Regions from separate parts of the Homo sapiens genome. Here all the other regions are linked to region 1. The links are chromatin loops, found by intact Hi-C in ENCODE. Cell type or tissue: heart right ventricle. All regions are shown on one strand.

Region 1 (8,000 bases):
ATCTCTACAAAAAAAGAAAAAATAAAAATTAGCCAAGTATGGTGGCAAGCACCTGCAGTCCCAGCTACTTGAGAGGCTGAGGTGAGAGGATTGTTTGAGCCAGGGAGGTTGAGGCTGAAGTGAGCCATGATCACACCACTGCACTCCAGCCTGGGCAACAGAGCAAGACCCTATCTTAGAAAAAAAAAGATGTACTGAAATTAATACCATAAAATTTTGTTCAGTTTGGGTGGTAGGTATGTGAGTATTTGTTATTTTGTTATATTTACGTATGTTTGAAATATCTTATTAAATAAGAAAATGCTACATTGTGCCAAGAGCAATGGTAGGGATTAACTTAGGATATGAAAGGAACAAAGATAAATCCACCTGCCAGCTAGCCCAGAAAGAGTGTGGGAAGCAGTGGAGAGAGTCAAAGAAAGCTTTCAAGAAACCACTGACACTTTAAAAAATGTCTTTAGTTTTAATTGACAAAGACGAATTGTATATATTCGTACAATGGGGTATAATGTGATGCTATGATACATGTATATATCATGAAATGATTAAATCAGGATGTCACTCCACATATTTATGTTTTCTTTGTGGCAAGAACATTTAAAATCTACTTCAATTTTTTAGCAATTTTGAAATGTGCAATACATTATTGTGAGCTATAGTCACCATGCTGTGCAATAGATCACCAGAGCTTATTTCTCCTGTCTAACTGGACTTTGTACCTTTTGACTATCATCTTCCCCTTCCTTCTCCACCCCCACACCCAGTCTCTGACAACCACCGTTCTACTTTCTACTTTTGTGAGTTCAACATTTTTAGATTGTACGTATAAGTGAGATTTTGCAGTATTTGTGTTTTTGCACCTGGCTTATTTCACTTAGCATAATGTCCTCCAGGTTCATCCATGCTGTTGCAAATGACAGAAAATATGGTGTACATATATAATGGAATACTATTCAGTCTTAAGGAATTTTTGTCATTGACATTTCTTTTAAAGTAGGGAGATATCACGGGGGGATTTGCATTTTAGGAAGATGAATGAGAGAGAATAGCGATATGGAGGCAGAGAGATCAACAGAAGACCATTTGCCCCAAGAAAAGATTTGTGAAGGCCTAAACCCATGTGGGGATCAGAGGGAGGAGCAGGGACTAGAGGTACTCTTCAGAGAACCCTTACATCTTGGGTTCTAGTTGGATGTGAGAGCTAAGCAAGAGGAAATCTGGAATGCCTCTGAAATTTCTGTCATGAGCTCTTGGGAGAATGCAGTTTCTGGCATTGTTAATTCAGCTCGTGTTTTCCAGATGATTAAGAGGTTAGAGGCAAGAGAAAGAAGACGATGAGGTTCCTTAACAAAGTGTTACATTCGTGGTTCTTATGGTATGCCCAAGTGTCCACACAGAGAGAATAATGGATTCAGGAGAGAGGTCCACGCTAGAGATAAGGACTTGGAGGTCAGCAGAGGTCTGTTCATCTCTCGAGGAGGGAGAATAGATAGGAATAGGGTCAGGAAGGTGGCCAATACAGAGCCTTGAACACACCTACTTTAAAATCTGGAGGAGTGGGGGTGAGAAGGAAATCCTTCTAAAGAGGGCTGAAAAGAAACAAACAAGACAAACAGGAGATAAAATCCAGACAGAGTTGTGACTGAGCCCAAGGGACGGTGTGAATCTCCAGGAGAAAATAGCCCAAGAGGTAAAAATTCATGGAGAAGCCAACAGAATATCCATGAAAGTTATCCACTTAATATAGCAAGCCATTTGCAGGCCAATGATAATTACAAAAGCCATTTCAGGACACCAGATTGTAGAGGGTGGACTTGTAGCATGGTAGGTGTTCATTAAACATTTGTTGGATTGAATTACACAGGGTTACTGCCATCCTGGAACAGGCCTTGATGCTCAGGGAAGGGGTAGATGTTAGAGAAGGAATGCGGTCTTTATTGGACATTCCAATTTGGTCTAGGACCAGTAGCCCTGGATCAATCTAGAGAGGAGGCTTCCTCTTCCCAGCCTGTTGAGTCTTTGCCAACATTTTACTGCTCTGATCCATTATCAGTGTGTCACCCCTTTGCCATGCATAGAAACAGTAAGTGCAAAGAAAATGCACTGTGGGGGTGGATGACTCAGGAGGTTTGGCAATGGATAAACAGCATTTTACCTTTAGTGGTGATAGATAGAGGGCCCGCAAGGCAAAGACTGCTGTCTGCTTCTCCTCACAGGCGTCCTCCTCCTACTGTATTTTTGTGTAGCTCCAAGCATGCCACAAGTACCCACAACAAACCATTAATTAAAGCTGGTTTCTGGTCTAGGTTTAAAAACTCCAAAGTTGTCACATGGAGGGGTGTGTGTGTGTGTCAGAGGGAGAGAGAGAGAGAGAGAGAGCTTCACTAACCTTTATAGCCACTGCCTCTCTTATTCACCCATCTAACTTAGCAGCAGGCACTGAAGCCCAAATCGAAGAAGAAACCCAGTGTGCTCTGTCCTTGGAGGTATCTCCAGAGTACAGTGTCTTGTGCCTGCCACTGCTAGACATTCAGAGAATACTGACTGACAGATAGGAGGGATGAGGTGGCATCTTCTGGCACTCTGAATTTCCTTCATACTTTTTCTGATTTGGATTGTGTGGGTTGTACCAGCTAGTGTTCAACCTCAGACACAGAACCAATATATCCATTCAGAGATGTCTTACTAGGAATTGGCTTATGCTGGCCGGGCGCGGTGGCTCACGCCTGTAATGCCAGCACTTTGGGAGGCCGAGGGGGGTGGATCATGAGGTCAGGAGATCGAGACCATCCTGGCTAACACGGTGAAACCCCGTCTCTACTAAAAATACAAAAAAAATAGCCGGGCGTGGTGGCAGGCGCCTGTAGTCCCAGCTACTCGGGAGGCTGAGGCAGGAGAATGGCGTGAACCTGGGAGGCGGAGCTTGCAGTGAGCCAAGATCGTGCCATTGCACTCCAGCCTGGGTGACAGAGCAAGACTCCATCTCAAAAAAAAAAAAAAAAAAAAAAAAAAAAAAAAATTGGCTTATGGTGTTGTGGGAGCTGCCTAAGCACATCCAAAGTCCACAGGACAGGGAGTCAGGAGGGGAAGCTAAAAAGCAGAATGGAGCTCTGGGCATGGCTGCGCTGTTGTTCATGGATGTGACCTCCTCTCTGTCTCGGTCTCTGTCTCTCTCTGGGGAGTCTTGGCTGTGCTTTGAGGGCTTCCGACTGATTAGGCCAGGCCCACCCAAGTTATCCAGTATAACCTCCCTTACTTAAAAGTGAACTGATTAATGACTTGAATGACATCATCAAACCCTTTCACAGTAACAGCTAGATTAGTGTCTGGTGAATCAATGGGAACTTTAGCTTAGTCAAGTTGACATATCAAAAAAGCCATCACATGGGGTTAAGAATAATGTTAGAGATCCTGTGGATAGGTAAAGAATAGGGTGTGTGTGTTTGTGTGCATGTGGGTGTGTTTACGCGTGCGCGCGTGTGTAGGGAGGGAGGAAGAGGGAGTTGGAAGTCTTGGGATCCTCCTTTCTCTTCCCTTTGAAGTCTCACAGAAGTCTGTCGGGGGAAGATAATTGGCGTCTAACACCTTGCCGAGGGAAACCATGCCCTGAGGTTCTGCAACCCCGACACGCTGATGGAAGAACCATGTTTGCTGGCAGAGCCCCTGGTCCAGTGCCTTAGATAGGAGGCACCCACCCCGCCGGCAGGGCTGCTCCACAGTGTTGTGCGGCATGGCGCCTGGCGCCGGATGATTTCCCCACGGCGGCGCCAGAGGGCGCCCGAACTGAGGATTCGGCCCAGGACTCCCAGAGGAGACCGGCAGGTGCGGCGACGCCCAGGACTCCCGCACGCCCCGCGGCCCCGGCACGGGCACCGCACCTTCCCTGGCTACCAAGGCTACCTCCTTCACGTGCACATTTCAGGGATGGGCAGGCCGACTCCTGGGAGCAAGGAGCTTGTCTTTGTAAAGGGCGGGAGGAGGTGGCTGCTGCGGAGGGAGGCGGCAGCCTCAGGGCCCGGGAGGCTCCGTGCCTCTCTAGTCCATGCTCTCGGCTCCTCCCTCTTACTCTCAGACCCAGGGTCAACTTTTCTTGGGGCTCGGACTTTCGGAAGGCTCGCTGTCCCAGGAGGGAGTACGGCCCCGGCATGCGCTCCCCGACTTGGCCACCGCCTCCCTGAAATCCTCCCGTGGGTGCGCAGCGTGCCCGAAACTCAGCCGAGGTGCCCCCTCTGCGCGCTCCACACCCGGGCTGCTGCGGCGTGCAGCGGGATCTGCGCTTCCCTGCCACTTAACCGCCCCTCGCAGAAGACCCTGCCCCCTAAAAAGTCAGGGCCCAAGGCAAAGAAGCAGGTCTTTTGCGTAGTTTTTGTTTTGTTTCAATCAGGAGTTTAAAAAGGATGTGTACTAATGTCACCCTTCTCTCCGTTAAACGTTCAGAATCTTAATGCAATGCTTTTTAAAAGCAATACAAATTTTGAGGGAAAGAAAAATCACTAGAGGACTTTATGGTTAAAGGTTTTAATGCAATGGTAGTATTACAAAAATAACTGGCATAGTTTTTTTTTTTTTTTTTGCAATTCTCAAAGGTGGTGGTGAACAAGGACAAAACAGATCAGACAGTTGGAAATAATAAAGAAAGGCTTCTGCGCTCATAATTTTCACTGAAAGTGCTCATAATTTGCACAACTGGAACAGTTAAACACTCAGTGAGACTGAGCAATAAACACATTTCTCACTCAAACATAGCAGAGGTCAGGGAAGGAAGCCCGTGTTCTTCTTTTCTTGTCGGATGTAGGCACCTCCCTGGCCACAGCTTATTCGTGTGGTTTTGGAAAACTCTGACAGAAATGAGTGTCTGGGAGGCTTCTCAGTTGTCAAGAGGCTTCTTATATTTCCTAAAGAAACTCAACCTAGATTCATTAAGCCAAGTCACAGAGCAAAGAGAATTAAATATTTTTCTAAGGCTGCAACTAATCCTGAAACTTATAGTGGGGGAGGGGAATCTGACATATGAAAGGTCTGTGATATTTTTATGGAAAATGTATAGAGATGTTGTGTTTAAATATCCTCAGATGAGGAAAAATGGATTTTTTTTTTGTTTTTTCAAAACAAAAACCAAATGATTTTCATCCTCCTATTCCCAGACCTCTCCTTATAGACTTCAATTAAGTATCCTAACGTCTTTTTTTTGAGTCATTTAGGAAAATACTTATATGTCAGTGAAAGCAGGGAGATCCTTTGAAAGATCTTGCTAATGTATGTTAGAGTAAGGCCAGCTCTTGTATTTATGATGGTTTTTCTTTTTCATCGAAATTGTAGGCTCACATTAAGGATTTTCCCTCCCTTTATAAACATCGGCACAGTGCCGTAACTTCCTTTATTTGCAATCAGTTATCCCATGGTTAACAAAGAACTTTTTTAGAGAAAAATGTGGCCTAATGAAATTCAGTAATTCTTTATATAAAGAAAAAAGGATCTTTTATATGCATTTTTATATGCATTAAATATATAAGCATGGTGTGTACCTGGTAAAGTTGATTTCTGCTGACGATGTAACACAGGTAAATCAACATAGGGTCTCTAGCACATTATAGGGTACACTTTATTGGGTTTTACCTTCAGGTAAAGACTTCTATTAAGAATATACAAGTGCCTGCATACCTAACCTGCCTTGTTTTCCACAGGGCTGTATACATAATCTCTTTTTAAAAATTTGTTTAATCAAAGCTTGCTATATTGAATACATTTAATTGGAATCCAGTGGTTAAAGAATATAAAAATTTACTGCTGTAGAAAAGTTTTGATTAGTGCTTTCCATTAGTGAGTGTTGTTGAGTAAACCCTCTAACAGCATATTTGAGTTCAGACAAGAACTGACTTAGCAAAACAGGTGATACTTTCAACTGTACAAATATATTATTTCCCATAAATATTCCTAATGAAAGAGGTGGTCTGTTTCAGAGGAAGTAACTGCAATGACGACTTTTAAATAATCGGAAAAAAAGTTCCCAACCTTGATAAATATGTGCACAGGGACTGAAAGGGTGAATTATTAGGTGAGGAAAGGTAGAGTCTAGAAATCCTGCCCCATGTATGTTATAAAGTAAGCTGCACAAAAGCATGGCAGATAGCATCTGTGAGCCAATGCCATTTTCCTGCATCAAGATCTTTCCCTTTCTTCTTGCATCAAAAAAGTGAATTCAAATACAAAGAAAGGATGTTTTACCCTACTGAAATGTTGCAGGCAGAAGAAAGTTTGTGCTTTTTCTTTTTTTTACAAAAAAAAGAAAAAGAAAAAAATACGTTTGAACAAAATTAAAATACAAGAAGGTTCAATTCTCAGAATTTAACAATTAATTTTCATTCAGTGCTTAGCTATCAACTACAGACTTTATTAGTTAACAACAAAAGCAAAGATGCAGGTTTAAAAGGGAACTTTGGTTCCCCTTTTCCCATTTATGATTCTCCAATTCAGGAAGGGCTACATTTCTTTTCAACTATGTGTTTAAATCTGGAATCAAGATGGGAGTAGTTAAACCACCGGCTGTGTCATGAAGTAACAAGTCAGGGTTCTGTGTCTCAAATGACAAACGTCTGACTTCACCTATTGCATGGAAAAGCCCCATGTACTGGAGTCAGAGGTCTGAATCTAGATTTTTCAACTATAGAATTCCAGCCCATTTTTAGAGGGAGCTAAGTGCTGTGAATATCTTCATGCACATGAAGTGTGTGTGCGTGTGTGTGTGTGTGTGTGTGTGTGAAGGCAACACAAGTGGGCAGGGCAGTAGAAGAAAGGGAGAGGAATTGGGGATGCAGAAAGCCTCTGCTTTGGAATATTACATGTTTTCCTTTTCTATTATTCACAATGAATTTAAAGAATATTTTATAGAGAAGTAAATCCCCCCTTCTTTTTCAAAATTAGTGACAGTTGTAGGTGACTATTTTGTTCTGCCATTGTTCAGATGTAGTGTATGAACAATGTCAGGGATGTAATGTATGACCGACTTTTGTGTATGATACCCACTTATAGATTGAAAACTGAAAAAGTTCAGAGAGAAATTTGTGTACACACAATTGTTCTTTCTCTTTCAATATCACCACTGTTGGCTGACAATGAAAATGTGAAGAACATCTCATTTTGTGTTACATCCCAATGTTCTGTCTTTGCAAAAGCAATACCTCAATATAATGGATGGAATTCAATGACAGTGGCAAACAATACTACTTACAATGCTATGTATGAAAAGAATGTTATACCATAACAGTACATTGCAGAAAAATGACATTTCATGTTAGAATTATTTGATTTGATTGTGGTGAAAAGAAAAATGCTAATGTACTAAAATAAACTAGTAAGCAGTCAAAAAAGCAAAATATGTAAAAGCATCTGATTTGTCAGATGAAATATATTTGATTACTACTCATCTAACATTCTACTACCAGTTTAAATAATTTTATTAATTAAATCTAAAATTATACAACATGTTAATCTTGTAGACTAAAAGGGGAAGGAATAATTGAAAGCCTGAATATTATAGAGTGAAGTTGAATTACTTTTAGGTATGAGAAGAGCCCTTTTCACAGTGTTACTTCCAAGTGGGTTTGACTGACTATTGATAACTTCCATTTGTAAGTAGCCTCATTTGCATATAAGCCGTGTATATTATGTCATTCAATAATAATAATTTTAAAACTTCTTTTATTATGCACCCATGAGGTACCTGGCTCTGCCCAGAGTGGATTTACACAAGGAATAAGAAGGATCCAGCTTGTTCCCTAGAAGGCACAGTCAGATGTCTTAGAAAAATTAAACAAGTCACTATGGAATCCAGTGTACTTGTTGTTTAATAAATGTTTCTTATTTACTAACATTCAAAACGTAATCTCCACTCAGTCCCAAGAGACTTTTTACAAATTCTGAATTTGTGTGGTTTTAATTAATAAAATGTTTCTCTAGCATTTCCAAAAAACTGTTTAGGTTGAGAGTTTTAAAACATCCTG
Region 2 (8,000 bases), 460 kb after region 1:
CGACTCCAGATTTATTTTTAGTAGTATTAGCATGGTGTACCTTTCTCCCTACCTTTACTTTTAATCTACATGTGTTTTCATATATAAAGTGGGTTCTTGTAGACAGCATATAGCTGGGTCTTATTTTTTTTAATCTACTCCATTAGTCCCTGTCCTTTACTTGGCTTACTTAAGCCATTCACATTTAAAGTGATTATTGATGTAGTTGGATTAATATCTACCCTATTTGTAACTGTTTTCTATTCATTACCCTTGTTTCTTTTTCTTTGTTTGCTTTCTACTCTTTTTATGCCTTCTCTGTATTTAATGGAATATTTTATATGATTCCATTTTCTCTCTTCTCTTAAAATATCAATTATATTTCTTTTTTTAAAAAAATGTGGTGGTCACCCTAGAGTTTGCAATATACATTTACAACCAATCCAAGTCCACTTTTTTTTTTTTTTTTTTTTTTTTTTTTTTTTTTTTGAGACAGAGTCTTGCTCCATCCCCCAGGCTAGAGTGCAGTGGCATGATGTCAGCTCACTGCAGCCTTGACCAGGTTCAAGTGATTCTCCTGCCTCAGCCTCCCCAGTAACTGGGACTACAGGTGTGCACAACTGCACCTGGCTAATTTTAGTATTTTTGGTAGAGATGAGGTTTCACCATGTTGGCCAGACTGGGCTCAAACTCCTGACCTCAGGTGATCCACCTACCTTGGCCTCCCAAAGTGCTGGGATTACAGGCGTGAGCCACCGCGCCCAGTCCCAAGTCCACTTTAACACTACACCATTTCACAGGTAATGCAGGTATCTTGTAACAGAGAATTCCCAATTCCTCCCCTCATCTCTTACAATGTTGCTCTCATTCCTTTCACTTATTCCTAAGCTATAGTCCCCCAATATATAGTTGCTATTATTATTTAGAACAACCTGTTTTTTGTTAGACAGCTGTTGAGCTTCAGTTAAGAAGATGGCAGTGTTGACTGCCAAGCTCTTTTTATGTCAGACTAGAAGCCAAAAGTTGACCTGAATTTTCACCACAATAAGACTAGGTGAGAACATAGGACAGGTAATTAGGATCTAGAAGAAAAAGCAATGATACCAGAATCCACAATCAATCATCAAAATATCAAAGTAACCAAGAAAAGTTTAAATGAGTAGAGAGATGGGCAGAAATAGAGCAGAGAGAAGAAACAGGGGAGAGTTGTTTGAAAATCTAAACCTTTAGCTCGCTGCTTTGTGAAATGCAGTCTGAGGAAGCAATGATTTTGAGAGACGAGTCAGACTCAGTAAAAATATTTGAAATTTCTTGACTTAAAAACATTGCTATGGCTGGATATGGTGGCTCACGCCTATAAATCCCAGCACTTTGGGAGGTCAAGGTGGGTGGATCACCTGAGGTGAGGAGTTCAAGACCAGCCTGATCAACATGGAGAAACTCCGTCTCTACTAAAAATAACATAAAATTAGCCAGGCGTGGTGGCACATGCCTGTAATCCCAGCTGTTTGGGAGGCTGAGACAGGAGAATCGCTTGAACCTAAGAGGCAGAGGTTGCGGTGAGCCAAGATCACACCATGGCCCTCCAGTGTAGGCAACAAGAGCGAAACTCTGTCTCAAAAAAAAAAAAAATTGCTGCTTTGTGGGTTGAGAGAGATGGCTTTAATTAAAAAGGACAATTGAGTAAACAAAGAGGGTCTGAGGTGGCAGTAAACCTGCCCTCACCACAGCTGAAATCATGTCATGAGACAGATGAGGTCTAGTTACGGGACTAAGGTGTAACCTGTACCTCGAAAATCTCTTCTGTCCTCCTGATCTCCTTTTCTATATGTATAAAAATGAGGATTTGACTAGATGAACTATCAGATCACTCTAAACTGAAATTCTAAGAGTCTATGAAAGGCAGATAGGCAGTGGAAATATTGATCTATCATCAGTCAAGGTCAAGAGTGAATTAGAAAGACCCCAAAGTGAAACCTACAAGGCAAATATTGCAAAACCCATAACATGTAATCCCACATAAACCTGGGCTGTCAGAAGCAAGGCATAACATGTATTTGGTTGGTGCAAAAGTAATTGCGGTTTTTGCCATTGAAAATAATACCAAAAACCGCAATTATTTTTACACCAAGCTAATAGAATTACCCAGCCACTTGAAGAGAATCAAAGAGGCAACCACAGCCAGAGACCAGGATCTGCTGAGGCTTAGAGCAGTCCCTTAGATCAAGAATGGTGAGAAGCATGCTCTTTTTTAAAGAAATTTTTCTTTATTTTTTTAAACTTTTATTTTAGGTTCAGGGGTACCTGTGCAGGTTTGTCATATAGACAAACTCATGTCACAGAGTTTTGTTGTACAGCTATTTCATCACCCAAATACTAAGCCTAGTACCCAACAGTTATTTTTCCTGATCCTCTCCTTCCTCCCTCCGTCCACCCTCAGGTAGGCCCCAGCGTGTGTTGTTCCCCTCTTTGTGTCCATGTGTTCTCACCATTTAGCTTCCACTTACAAGTGAGAACATGCGGTATTTGGTTTTCTGTTCCTCCATTACATTGCTAAGAAAAATGGCCTCCAGCTCCATCCATGTCCCTGCAAAGGACAGGATTTTGTGAAAAAATTCCCTTTGGCATTCCTAGAACAGCCACATTAGGAAAGGAGAGATGTCCTCTGGAGGGACCCCGGCTAGGAATGCAAAGGCTAGTGGGAAGCAGACCCCAAAACAGCAAATAAAATAGCTGCTTATTACATAGAAGGTAAAGAGCAAGGAACACTGGGGGTGGATAAATAGAAAAGGAAAAAGGAGACAGAGATGGAAGATTGATTTGTTGTTCTGATATTTGGTGAGAAGAACCACATCCAGTCCTTCCCAGAGGACATGGGAATACTTAGATTGGGTTGAAAGCAAATTATATAGGTGGCTGTCACCAAAAAGCACACTGAGGGATGCCAAGTGATTGACCATCAGAATTGGAGTAGATCTTATATCACAGCAAAGTTTGTGGTGGCACAGAGCAATTCTTCAATGGCCAGTTGCTCTGATTTCATTTACTTTACGCTGTAATTATATTGGAAAGCATGAAAACATTTTGAATACAAGTTTTATTTACTCACATGATTACTTTTCAAAACATTCATTCTATGGCACATAACGGCCGATTAGTAGCTACAAATGAAATCCAATTAAACGACCAGTGAGAAAAGATGGAGGAAAAGGCAAAACATCTGTGAAGTGCTTATGTGCCACACTGTGTGTTGGCTACTGATATTTGAACTTATTTGATCAGCACGCCACCCGTTAAGAGAGGTGTGATTATTACCACAGGTCTGAAGACCATGCCAACGTATGTGAAAAAAATTTTGATAAAATTATGATGTAATATTAATTTGAAATAGAACAGAAAACTGAGCGATGATACAAACATATTTGTTTTACCTAGTGGATAATTTTAAACTAAGAAACGAATAGCCAATGTGCTAGGATGACAAGACTGAATAGATTGTTTTCTCTATTTTAAAATATCTACAAAACACAATTATCAACAAAGACTTGAAAATTCAATAAAAGTAAAATAAATATACCAGGAGGAAAGTGCTATACATATATTATATTATATTATATTATATTCAACCCATCTTTCAAAGAGTTAAAAGTGCATAAGGAAACGCTAAGTTTGAGTTCGAATCATAAACTTGACTTGAACTCTGTTGTCAATTGCCAGGGAAAGCATTCCAGACTCTAAGAACTGTTTGAAATTTTTTTTCCTTCAGAGCATCAAGAAAATGCTAGAGGGCTTACAGGGCTCCTGGCATGTAAATTGTAGCCATCAGGAGAAAACCCCACTGTACTACAATGTGACACTTTCCAAGTCTTTATCCTATGGTCCCTTAAAATGCTGCTATACAGAGATGGTAAAAAAGAAATACAGAACTCTTCTGGTTTGAAATCAGCCAAGTGGTGCGGAGGAAGAAGAAGCACTTTGCCAAAACCCCACGGTTAAAAGTAATAAAGGGAGAAGTTTCTGTCAGTATCTAGAAGAGTTTTGTAAACAATTAGCTGCAAGACATCAGAGGCTCCAAAAGGAAAGATTTCTTTTCAGTACCACGTTTGGCAAGTGATCAGTAACATATTTCATTTCTGGTTTAATAAGGTTATTAACAGTTTATTTTTAAAAAGAGTGAAATAATGTTTTCTGTGAAGGTTTGCCGATAAGCATTAGTGCAGTAAAGAATTGTGTGCCTTTTTATGAACGGACTGCACAGTAGAATAAAACACTATCTACATGAGCTTTCACACAGCAGAGCAATTAATTAACTTATCTCCGTGAACACCGTTCTTGCTGAAACTTATTAAAAGTCTGATTCATCAGCAGAGCCCCAGGCAATCATCAATTGCCTCATAATAATACAAAAGACAAATAAGCGATGGTTATGTTCTCATTTAATATCTTAAGAAGATCCTCTTTGCCCTCTGTCTTTGTTTGAAAATATCTCTATTAAGAGTTTGAAAAAAAAAAAAACCCTCCTACTTGACATGAAATACGTTATGACCGGGAACTGTAGGAGTAAATTACAGAGCCTCCAGGATACCAGATTAAGAGGAGAAGCTGGACTTTCTCAAAGACACACAAATCATTCAACATGTAGCACAACAGGGCATACAGTGTGTTATCGATGCCGAGTTCCAAGCACCATTGTTAATACAGACCAGAAGAGGAATTGTTCATTAAATAATACAAGGGGGAGGGGAGGGGCCGCTCAGACTTCTGCATTAAATAAGCCAGCAGAGGGACGCTTGTTTCAAAAGTATTAGACAGCTTAATAGTTACTAGTCCGCTTAGAGTTTTGGTTTAAATTTAACTCCCAAATATCAATCTAACGACTTCTAAGCAGAAACTGTAGTTTATGAACCCTTTAAAAAAAAAAAAAAAAGTTTAGTATAGTTGGCAATATCAATAGCGCCCTCTACAGGAAGTTTTAAACCCACAACTGGTTTTCTTGAATTTGAAGACAAAGGCTAAGTAAGGTGAACACCATCTGAGGACAAGATTAAATTGAAGAAAAATTTGGAATGTCCATGAGGTCTCCATTTTACATGGAGATTTGGGAATTTGGAACAAAGCAAAATAAAACCACAGCCAGTAGCCCTGGATTAGTGTGCGTGTGTGTGTGTTTGTGCACGTAGTTGTTGTTGGTTTGTTAACACTGGGTCATTTGAGAGAGGTCAATTGAAATTCCTAATCCATCTTATTTTCTTTATGTTGAAATCTCAAAATTAGTTTTCTCTAGTCTCAGATTTGCTAGTTGCAATATTATACAGCATTACTCAGATCTTTTTAAGATGCAAATAGTGTTCACTGTTTTCAGAATGCATACATAACTAATGTGCAGATTTTTCAAATTATTTCCCCAATATTCAGTAAATAATGAACGTGAGGCTTTTGCATGTGAGAAAGCTCTGACGCTGTTGATAAACTATGCCTGTATGAATCCTAAAGAGATGGCTGTTTAATTACTACAAATAGTTCCTCTCCATGATTAGTGGTTCGGCTTCAAACTTAGAAACCAGGATGTGCTTGAAGAAATAGTTACAACTAAATTTTCTACACATGTCACCACAGCCTTGAAAGTCAGAGATGCAGTCTTCTTATCTCACAGCTGTAATATATCAAATGACCTTGTGACAATGATTTAATCTCATCTTATTTTAGCAAGTTATCATAATTTGGGAGAAATTTACTACTGATTTCAGAGATACCTCAAGAGTTATTAGGACTGATACAACAAATGCCAGCTCTAAGAGTTGAGGCATTATGCGTGATTGAGAAAGAAGTAAGCAAGGAGTTCAGAGGCTCAGTTTTGGTTTTCTACTATTGCTGTGTCTTGTTAGAGTCAACTAATTTTTTTGCGCCTTAGTTTCTTCATCAGAAAAATGATGAAAAGCTTCTGTCTGGAGAAATACTTGGAACTAGGTACCTAGAAATGCTGGATGAAATATACTAAACAACCATTTAATTGTTGAGCTCATAAGAAAGGAAGGGTAAACAAATAGTTGAGCTCATTACGGGCTGGAAAGCAGGTGTTAGCTGAATCTATGGCTGCCCTGTAGGCATCTGCCAATCTTGATAACCAAGAGGTTTGGATTTTAATGGCCACACTGAGGCCTAAGCAAGATGGGGAATTGAACCGAGACCTTACATAAAACCAAAATAATGAAGGGTGCAACTTCCACAGAAACCACATAAAGAGAACGAGGAAATCTTCTCAGCCTGGGCTCTGGGTCAGAATATTACATATTCTCTGAAAATTCATAACCACAGGCTTGTCCCTCAAAGGTCTGGCATTAAATTGATACTACCTGTGCAATTCAGAAAACCTTAGGCCAACAAATTAATCTAATGTGGACTCAGATGGGTAGTGACCTGCAGGGCCTGGCAGAAGTAGATGTAGATTCTCTCTTAGGAACTCACCCTCAACTCAGGTCTTGCAGGATTCCTCCAGATACAGCTGAATAGGAACTTAAAATCCAAAAGTACAAAGTACATGAGGAAATAGGCTCCATGATTGAGAGTCAGCAAAAACAACAGCTGAATTAGACCCTCAAGAATTTGAAATATTGAAATGGATGATGCAGAATAAAATAACCAAGTGTAAAATGTTAGTGAAATAATACGAATATGAAATAAAAACCTGAGAAAGTAATAAGGTACTCTCAAAACACCACATATTTTTTTCTTTCTTTTTCTCTTTTTTGAAAACATTTTAAGTTCAGGGGTCCATGTGCAGGATGTGCAGGTTTATTACATGGGTTTATTACATGACACCATGTGTGTCATGGTGGTTTGCTGCACAGATCATTCCATGACCTAGGTATTAAGCCCAGCATCCACTAGCTCTTCTTCCTGATGCTCTCCCTCCTCCCCCTCCACCCTCTGACAGGCCCCAGCGTGTGTTGCTCTTTCACATGTGTCCATGTGTTCTCATCAAACTAAAGAGCTTCTGCACAGCAAAAGAAACTATCATCAGAACGAACAGACAACCTACAGAATGGAAGAAAATTTTTGCAATCTGTCCATCTGACAAAGGTCTGATATCCAACATTTACAAGGAACTTAGACAAATTTACAAGAAAAAAAAACAAACAACCCCATTAAAAAGTGGGCAAAGGACATGAACAAATACTTCTCAAAAGACATACATTCAACCAACAAACACATGAAAAAAAGCTCAACATCACTGATCATTAGAGAAATGCAAATCAAAACCCCAATGAGATACCATCTCACACCAGTTAGAATGGCTATTAATAAAAAGTCAAAAAACTACAGAAGCTGGCAAGGTTATGGAGAAAAAGGAATGCTTTTACACTGATGGTAGGAGTGTATATTAGTTCAACCATTGTGGAAGACAGTGTGGCAATTCCTCAAAGACCTAGAGGTAGAAATACCATTTGACCCAGCAATCCCATTACTGTGTATATACCCAAAGGAATATAAATCATTCTATTATAAAGATACATGCATGTGTATATTCACTGCAGCACTATTCACAATAGTAAAGACATGTAATCAACCTAAATTTCCATCAATAATAGACTGGATAAAGAAAATATGGTATATACACACCATGGAATACTATGCAGCCATAAAAAGAAACAAGATCATCTCCTTTGCAGGGACATGGGTGGAGCTGGAGGCCATTGTCCTCAGCAAACTAATGCAGGAACAGAGAGATATTTTAAAAACTAAAAATTAAATTTAAAAGCACAGGGTAACAATACATTAGTCAAAACTAAAGAAAGAATTGGGAAACTGGAAGATAACACTCAAGAAATTAACCAAAACAGAAGCAAGGGAAACAAAGTAATGGTAACTGCAAAGAATACTTAAGAGAAATGGAGAATAGAATCACAAATTGATAAATGTCCACTTGGAGTTTAAGAAGATGGTTTTAGAGAAATGCCAGTAAAAATGGCATAGAATTTTTGAGAATAGATGAAAGATAATACTTTTCAAGTTCAGAAAGC
Region 3 (8,000 bases), 230 kb after region 1:
GACCCTCACTTCTCCTTTCCTGACATCTCTTCCTAGTCCTGGCCAGGCAGTTCAGACTTCAGACATCCATGTCCTGTCATCAGTCAACTTCAGGAAATTTTTCGAAATTGCTGCCCAATCTGCAAGGACAGGAGGTAGAGGAAATGGAAAAGTGAGAGAGGGAGGAAGTTCTGTTCCTTGGTAGCTGCTAGAAATCAGGGGAAACACTGGTGCTTATGTTTATTCAGTCCAGGCACCTACAATTTTGGTGTAGGGGGATAAAGGCTGTTATCTTGTGGAAATGGAACAAACTTCACTGGGTTGGAATGTTAGTCTTGACTCTTATGGGAAGAACACGGTCCAAGCTGTGCTTTGGAAGTGGCCAGTGCTATTTTCTATTTGCAAGAGAAATTTCTGACATGGGTTTAGCCTACTTTAGTTACAAAGTGCCCTTATATGCATAAAATGGTGAATTTTCATTGACTCCTTTTCTCCAGCACAGAGGCTTTGAAGACGCCATGCCTAAGCCTGTCATTCTCTCTACTCTTCTGTTGGCAGGTGCCTCCTCATCTTTCAAACACATTCTCTTCCGAGACACCATCCCTGGCGCCGCCTTATGGTGCTTCCCTCCACTCAATTTCCCAAGGCCAAGATCTTTCATTTCTTTTGCAACCCTTATCCCAACTTGTGATTATTCATATATTTGCTTATTTCTTTTTGTCTAGCTTCCTTACTTGACTGCAAGCTCCACAACAAGGCAGAATTATGAGAGGCTGAGGCAGGAGAATCGCTTGAACCTGGGAGGCGGAGGTTGCAGTGAGCCGAGATCACGCTGCCACTGCACTCCAGCCTGGGTGATAGAGGAACAGAGGGAGACTTCATCCCCTCTGCCGCCCCCTCCGAAAAAGGCAGCACTGGCATCTCTTTCATCTGCAGTGTGTACTCAAATCTTTGCCAAGTGTTTGACACATACAAGATGCTCAATATTGGTTAAACAAAATAATTCATGCCATAACCCTGGGAGGTGGTCATTTTTACAAATGAAGAAACTGAATCTCAAAGGATTGAGTGCCTTTCTCAAGGCCACACAGCTGGTATTTGGCAGAGCTGAGGCTTTAACGCAGGGTTTCTGATGCTTGGTTTTTAAGGCTGTTTTGATTACACTCCACACAGAAGGCAACTCACAAACAGCTGTGAAGGGTGCTACAGAGTATCCCAGTTATTCCAGTATCCCAGTGGGAGGCAGATTAAAGCAGTCAGTGATTAGGAATCAACATCCCTGAAATCTTTGTCACAGAGAAGAAGAATCAATGGCCCTGACCAAGATACACTCAGAGCGGGTCGGTATTGAAAAGTTTCCGTACGTCTCTGAGTCCCACTGGTGGTACCCTGTAGTGGTTGAGCCATGTGCTCTGGGGTCAGAGCTCTGGATTCTGACTCCAGCCTAACCACTTACTTGCTGTGTAATTCTGGATAGGTTATTAATGTTTCTGCCTGGTTTCCTCATATCTAACACGGGGGCAAGAGTCATACGTACCTCATAGCGTTCTGTACCATACATACTCTGCCTGGAATACAAGGGAGGTAGTCAATAAATTAATGTTGACTAAATATTGAAAGACTCTATAAACATATGTCTTCTGCATGCAAAAAGTCACTCTCTTAGCAAGTAGGGTGGTGATCAAAGTAGAAAATGGTTGAAAATATACTTGGAATTTTTCTGAGACTCTTAGCCACACTATTGTCTTTTTATATGGAAATCTACTTAATCAGAATGATTATAATTCCCCAGCTATAAACCAAAATGCTTTACGCATTGCTTGTTTTGCTTCATCATGTGTCCCTCTGTTGCTATAGTTTTGAGCAGCCACATTTTTTCGAACTTTTTCAGCTGCTGCACACCCAGCAGGATGCCTTAAGATGCAATATGTCAGGTGAAAATGAAAAACATATGTTTTTTTCAGCACTCGGTCTCAAGTATTCATGGGTTTCCAAAAAGCACAGATTTGAGGATAAGATTTTCAAACAGACTAGACTGAGATGTACATTTCCCATTGTTCCTGAAGTTGCTATTAGGAGTAGGTAATTAATCAGCTGGCATTGGAAGTGAGCAGTTTGTTACTTTCACAAATTGGGTGGTACTACAGAATCATGACAAATGACAAAAACTTTGCCTAACTGAGATTTGGGTCTGAAAAGAGGAAATTCAAGAGAAACAAGACAGGTATCATTTGGGAGAAGAGATTGATGGGCTTAGTCAAATTAGCAGAACTAAGTCCTATGGGTAGAAATACCAGAAAAATGTAACTGGCTCCATAGAAGTAGTACCCTCTAACGATTCAGGAACAGTTCAGGCTGTCCAAGTAGCCATCACATGAGCAGTGAGTCCACAGTTTCACAGAATGGCTGGGGCAGAAGGTGGGTAGCCACCTCTCAGGGCTGTTTGGAAGTTGTACATTGGATTGGAAGGTTGGATTGGGAGGTCTCCAAGGTTCCTTCCAACATTGAGAGTCCATGTTTTCTGAATGTGCCATAGAAGCCTATCCTTTCAAATCTATACTCCTTTGTCAATCACTGGCCAACAGTTCTACTTACAGAAGCATAATCAATACTGAAGCTTCTTTGAGGGTGGACACTCAATACAGGAAAGAGCCTTCACATGTTTATGATGTCTCTGACAAACAAAAATTAACTTTTACAATTTAATAGATGCCATCCCTTATAAAAAGCTGAGACAGCCATTGGGAACATATGAATCATGGATGGTCAGAGCTTTGAGAACAAGACTCATGACTGCCATGAAGCAAAGGTCATCCCAGGAGAATGTTGTGGCTCTGTGTTTAAAGGGGCCCTTCCTAACCCTAGAAGGCCAACGTGTTTCCTGAAAGCAACACAACTGTTCAACCCCTGACTGTCCCTGCTATCTTTTAAAGCAAAGAAACTCCCTGCTTGCCAGCCTGCCTGCTCAACAGTGAATACAGAGTTGTCTGTTGGCTGCCCCAGATCCTCTCTGCTCTGTTTAGAGAGGCCAGAAAGAAGAATTCAGGGACCAACAGCAGCTGAACAGCTTGGCTGACCCGCACGCTGGGCGTCTGATTCCAGGACAACTCTCCAAGGAAAGGGAGGAGGTGGAAGGAGGACTGGGTAATAAATTAGCCCCTTGGACTTCCCTGCAGAACCTGCTGCTGTGTCCATCCTCAGCTTCTCTTTTTAAACATATGCCAGTGGATTAATGTTAGCAATCTAACCTTTGTTGAGTGCTTGCTATGGGCTAAACTCATCTCTGAGGATTTCGCACGTATTGTTTTATTTAATTTCTACAACAACCTGTGAGTGTTTTTATCAATGTTTAAGCAAGTAAACCGAGGCACCATTTGGTCCAAGATGACACAGGTGGCAAGAGGTAAACTCACCGTTTAAACAGACAACTTGGTTTAGAAGTCTGGGATCTTAATCACTATCCTAAATTAAGCGGGAAGAGGGGACGTGGGGGAGAAGGGGCATTGGAAGTTTGGCTTAAGGGTTTTTGTTTGTTTTTAATGTAGTTAAATCTATCAATGTTCAATGCCTATCTAATAATCTTTTCTCCCCCCAGCTAGACTGTAGTTCATGAACCAAGACTGTTCTTTCTTCTTCTCAACTATTAGCACAGTGTCTGGCCAATGAGAGGGACTTGGTCACAGCAGAGGAAATGTCTATAAGGATTTTCCTAGAAAAGCCAGATAAATGTTACATGAAAATCAATAACATGCAGCATATTGTCTCTAGCACCTTGGATGCTGCTGTTGGACCCTAAGAGCCCACCCCTTGGCCAGCATGTCCCCTCATCTCCATGACAGCCACCCACCCTCACACAGTAGAATGTTCTTGAAATTTACACTTTCTTCTGCCACTGGCTACCATGGTCTCTTCCTTCTCTTACCCACTGAAATGCAGATTTCCTATGTCTTGTCCCCTGGGCTCCAGAGAAGCCTGTTTATTTTCCTTGGGTGCTGAAACATCTTCTGGAAGGTTTTGAGGGCAAAGTAGACTGACAGATGCTAAGCCTTCTGGGGCAAATCAGAACTAGAAGAGGTGACCAGACAGGAGACAGACAATAAGCAGGCGTGGTCAGTTGCTGTAGCTGCCCCAGTGGTAAGAGGTTTCAGTAAACAAACAGAGGTAAGTTCAGGAAACCTGCTCAGTCTTATCATTTGTGCTACAAATGTAGACCACAAAAGTCCTGGATTGCTGTCAGTCTTTAGGGTCTCGAGACCCTAAAGACTGACGAGAGATATGAGAGCCATTCCTCTCTGACATCCCTGAAAAGCTGAGCTGATCCTGTTGGGCAATACCGTAGTAAGAAGAGGAACTGGCTGCCTGTTAGAATAAGAGAATAAGAGAAATCCCTTCACTGAACTGGGAAGTTTCCAAATAACTGGAAAAGAGAGGCATTACTGCTGCGTGATAGTGGGTAGATCAGGATATTTCATATAAATTATATAAACTGTGAACAATTTGGCAAGGCAGGCATCATTGCTTCTATTTCACAGATAAGAAATAGAAGCAGCCTCACACCATAACAATAGCCTCTGCTTATTGGACTAAGTCACATACAGATTTTTATTTACTGAACACTCAGTACAACAGCCACTGTCATGAAAATAATTTCTAATGAATGCCCTGAGGTTTGTCTAAGGCTGAAGATAAGCTGAAAAGAAGAGGATATGGCCAGAGGAGGTCCAGGGGTGCGGGGTAGAGGGGGCCCTTAGAAAGTGTGAAGTGAAGAACTTCATGCTATCCCACCAATCTGTGAATGACTATAACTGCATGGCGAAAACCCTTTTTTGCATTTCAAGAGGCAGGTCATGGGAGCTACAACTGGTCATTTAAATGAATTTTACTTATTTCTGAGCCAAGGCCTTTCAGGGTCTTGGTATTCAAATTTAAGCCAGAAGATTAATTCAGCCCAGTGTTTTGCAACCGTGACCTCATGTAAAAAAAATACTGATGCCTGGGCTCCACCCCAGAAGAAATGATTCAAACCTTCTGGGGATGGGCCCAAGTACTGGTATTTGTTTTAAAGCTCCCAAGTGAGAGCAACAGGTAGCCAGGGCTGAGCCACTCTTTCAAACGAACGGTTCAAGTATTATTGTATCTAATGAAAGGAATCAAGGTCCCAAGTTGCCTTGAAAATTCGAGGTGATCTTAAATTTTTCTCTATCAAATGCTGGGCTATCAGAAACTCCAAGCTGACAATACCAAGGCAACTGTGATAGACATTTTGGAACAGATGCCCAGCAGCCACGGTAGAAGACAGGGAAAAAAAAGATTATATGAACCACCATCTTAATTATGGAAAACCAGACACCCTGGCAGAAGGCCAGGGGCGTAGCAGAATGGATGGGGTGGAGGACAGGAGAAATTTTAGGAAATTAGAAATTTTAATAACTTTGTCTGTCAAGGGCTGCAAGTGGATGTCGACTTGTTTCTAACTCATTGCAAGCATTGAGAGCAAAAACAGATGAGAAAAAAAACCCCTGTATCACATCCTGGCTGCTTTTTATTTCTCCAGCCTAGGAACAGAAAAGAAATTGAAGCCGTCCTGGGGCCCCTTTCCCCAAATCTGATGAAGGGCCCCCGGTAGGCTCCCTTTCTGAACACCAGGGGGAGTAAGACATAGTTTGCCTTGTTCACCATGCCTTTCCATGGAGCATGAGAAAGAACAAGTTCTTGCTTCTTGTTTAGATCCCTTCTTGAATAGCTCTTCCTTCTCTCCCTGGCTAAAGAGGACGATCTATTTGCACTCGTTTAAAAGAGTAAGTAAATGCTCTTTAGAAGCAATAAAATCGATTCTGTTCCATCACCCCAGGGTTTGAAGTGGCAACAGAGGGGAGGGGTTAAGAGAGCAGATCCTGGTGCCAGACTTCCTGGGTTTGAATCCCAGAAACAGCACTTAGTAGCTCCTTAGCTACGGGCAGGTTACTTAACCTCTCAGGTCTTGGTTTTTCTGTTTGTAAAATGGGGATAGTCATAATAACACACCTCATGGGATTGTTGTGAGGATGGGTGGGTTAACACACATAAAACTTGGAACAAGCCTGGGCATATAGCCAGCAGTCAATGAGTATTAGTGCTATTTTCCAAGAGACTACCAGGAAATTTTCAATTCAAATTTGAACTCTTCCACACTTCAATCATTCTAAATATTTTATATTAACAATCATACAACTCAAATCACAGGAATGGTAAAGCCAGTGGAGCATTTGACAAGAAGCAATCTTTTAAGGTAGAAATAAATGACTTATGTAGTGATCTCTACTTGATACAGAAAACAATGAATTATACTACCTTAATGTGAATAATACATACGTTAAATATAAAATGACACACCCAAATAGAATGACCTCATAAATGAATGTACTCCAATGAAGAAAGGCAACAATCTGTTAGGATATCATTATCGTAAACTTTTCCCAGAGGGTGTAAGAAATTAGTTGAAGAAAAGCATATGGTACCTAATGACAACTTAGATACCTTTTTAAAAGACTCTTACAGTAGTTATTTCACTAAAATGCATGTACTATTATAATTTCAGAAAATTGTTCTTATTGAAATAGATGATCCTCTATGATATTATGTCATTTTAACAAAATGAGTGGCCAATAAGGAAGACCTGTGTTGATTTACTCCTCTTAAAGTCTGATAGCACATTTTCCATGGATGGAGGCCATGGAATAAACATTGCTGTATCAAACATTCCTGACAATGAGGGAGAACTCTGCTTGCATGTTTTTTCATCCTAGCACACATAACTTTTTTCCCCTGTGGATCTTCAGCAAGGCAACGCAGTTGCCTTGGCTGTATGGAATTCAGCAAACAGAAATGCATGACCAGTGACCACACACTTGCATCTGGATGAGGTTTTGGCGGACTGTGCTTTGGGATTTTAACTCCAGCCACTAACAAGGACCCTCTTCTTTTTGACTATATAAGTCAACTCTGAGAACATGGGGTAGAATGCCTTTTTTTTGGAGTTCCTTCCATGTCTCCTGTGCACTGAGAATGCAGATAGGAGAGAACAACTCTCTTGTCCTTTGCACTTCCCGTAGTTGGAGGTACCAAAGTCTGGCAAGAAATCAGAATGATGGAGGAAAGAGCCATCTTAAAGGGTAGAATGAAACATCCTTTGTTCGTCCTATCAGCATGTGTGGGTAGAGGATAAAGCTGTCTGATGGAGTGGCACAGAGGTCAAAAGCAGGGCCTGGGCCTGGCTTGAATCCAACTCCACAGGTACTAGCCCTGTAACTTGAATTCAGTTGCTTAACTTCCCTAAGCCTCATTTCCTCATCTGTAGAACGGGGTTAATAATAGTTTCTGCCTTATAATGTAGCCATGGGAATTACATGAAATGCTGCTTATGAAATCTTTTATCTTACTCTGTATTTTTAAATCCTCACCAAAAAAAAAAAAAAAAAATCCAACATGGTGGATACTACTGTACCAATTTTGCTGATGGGAAACTGAGGCTCAGAGATATTATATAACTGGCCCAGAGTCATCCAGGCACGTCAGTGTAGGAAACTGGGCATGAACCTAGGATTGCCTGGCTCTGAAGCTGATGCTCCAAGCACTCACTGACCCATATCACAAAGTGAGCACTAGGAGCTGTCAGACCATCTGGGCCAGCCTTTCCTTTTATAGGGAAGAGTTACAATTAACAGAAGTTCAGCGAGTAAACTCAGGGTAGGAGGCAGGCATAAGAAATCAGTTCTTCAAGATTGTTTTTTTTTTTTTTTTTCACGTCTGTTGGCGGAACAAGGAAAAACGAAGTACAATTTGAGAAAAATGTTCAACTTAGACACCAAAGTAACAAGAGGATTTACTGGGGTGAGGCAGAAGTGGAGGCTTAAAGAAGGAGCCAGATAGACCCTCTTTTTGTACACAGCCTGTTAATCTTTAAAAATGTTGGCTACCTATGGTATGAAATTCAACTTTTTTAAATTGCAAACAAACTTGGGATTTCCACACGCATTATTACT

What was found. Peaks named below come from ENCODE experiments on the same cell type or tissue, not always from the same donor. Only the 100,000 strongest peaks of a DNase experiment are listed, where the experiment ranks them.
Region 2: it touches region 1 in a loop (11-fold over the local background); 102 of 110 quality-filtered maps call a loop at or near these places.
Region 3: it touches region 1 in a loop (14-fold over the local background); 38 of 110 quality-filtered maps call a loop at or near these places.

Annotation. Positions count from the first base shown.
Region 1 is chr7:28,850,139-28,858,138 of GRCh38, reverse strand. No RefSeq gene overlaps it. Among named protein-coding and RNA genes, the nearest start is that of TRIL, 100 kb to the left of the region's middle. RefSeq lists a silencer at 3,826-4,025. In heart right ventricle, a CTCF peak has its summit at 3,774 (motif pointing right); a DNase peak (open chromatin) is centred at 3,768; H3K4me3 peaks cover 1,315 bases; H3K27me3 peaks cover 609 bases.
Region 2 is chr7:28,386,539-28,394,538 of GRCh38, reverse strand. It overlaps a transcript of CREB5 not described here. Among named protein-coding and RNA genes, the nearest start is that of CREB5, 22 kb to the left of the region's middle. In heart right ventricle, CTCF peaks have their summits at 4,726 and 4,938 (motif pointing left); no DNase peak of the experiment used is centred here; H3K4me3 peaks cover 1,174 bases; H3K27ac peaks cover 597 bases.
Region 3 is chr7:28,624,436-28,632,435 of GRCh38, reverse strand. The region is part of intron 5 of CREB5 (cAMP responsive element binding protein 5); the gene reads right to left. Among named protein-coding and RNA genes, the nearest start is that of CREB5, 220 kb to the right of the region's middle. In heart right ventricle, a CTCF peak has its summit at 5,591 (motif pointing right); a DNase peak (open chromatin) is centred at 3,056; H3K27ac peaks cover 3,558 bases.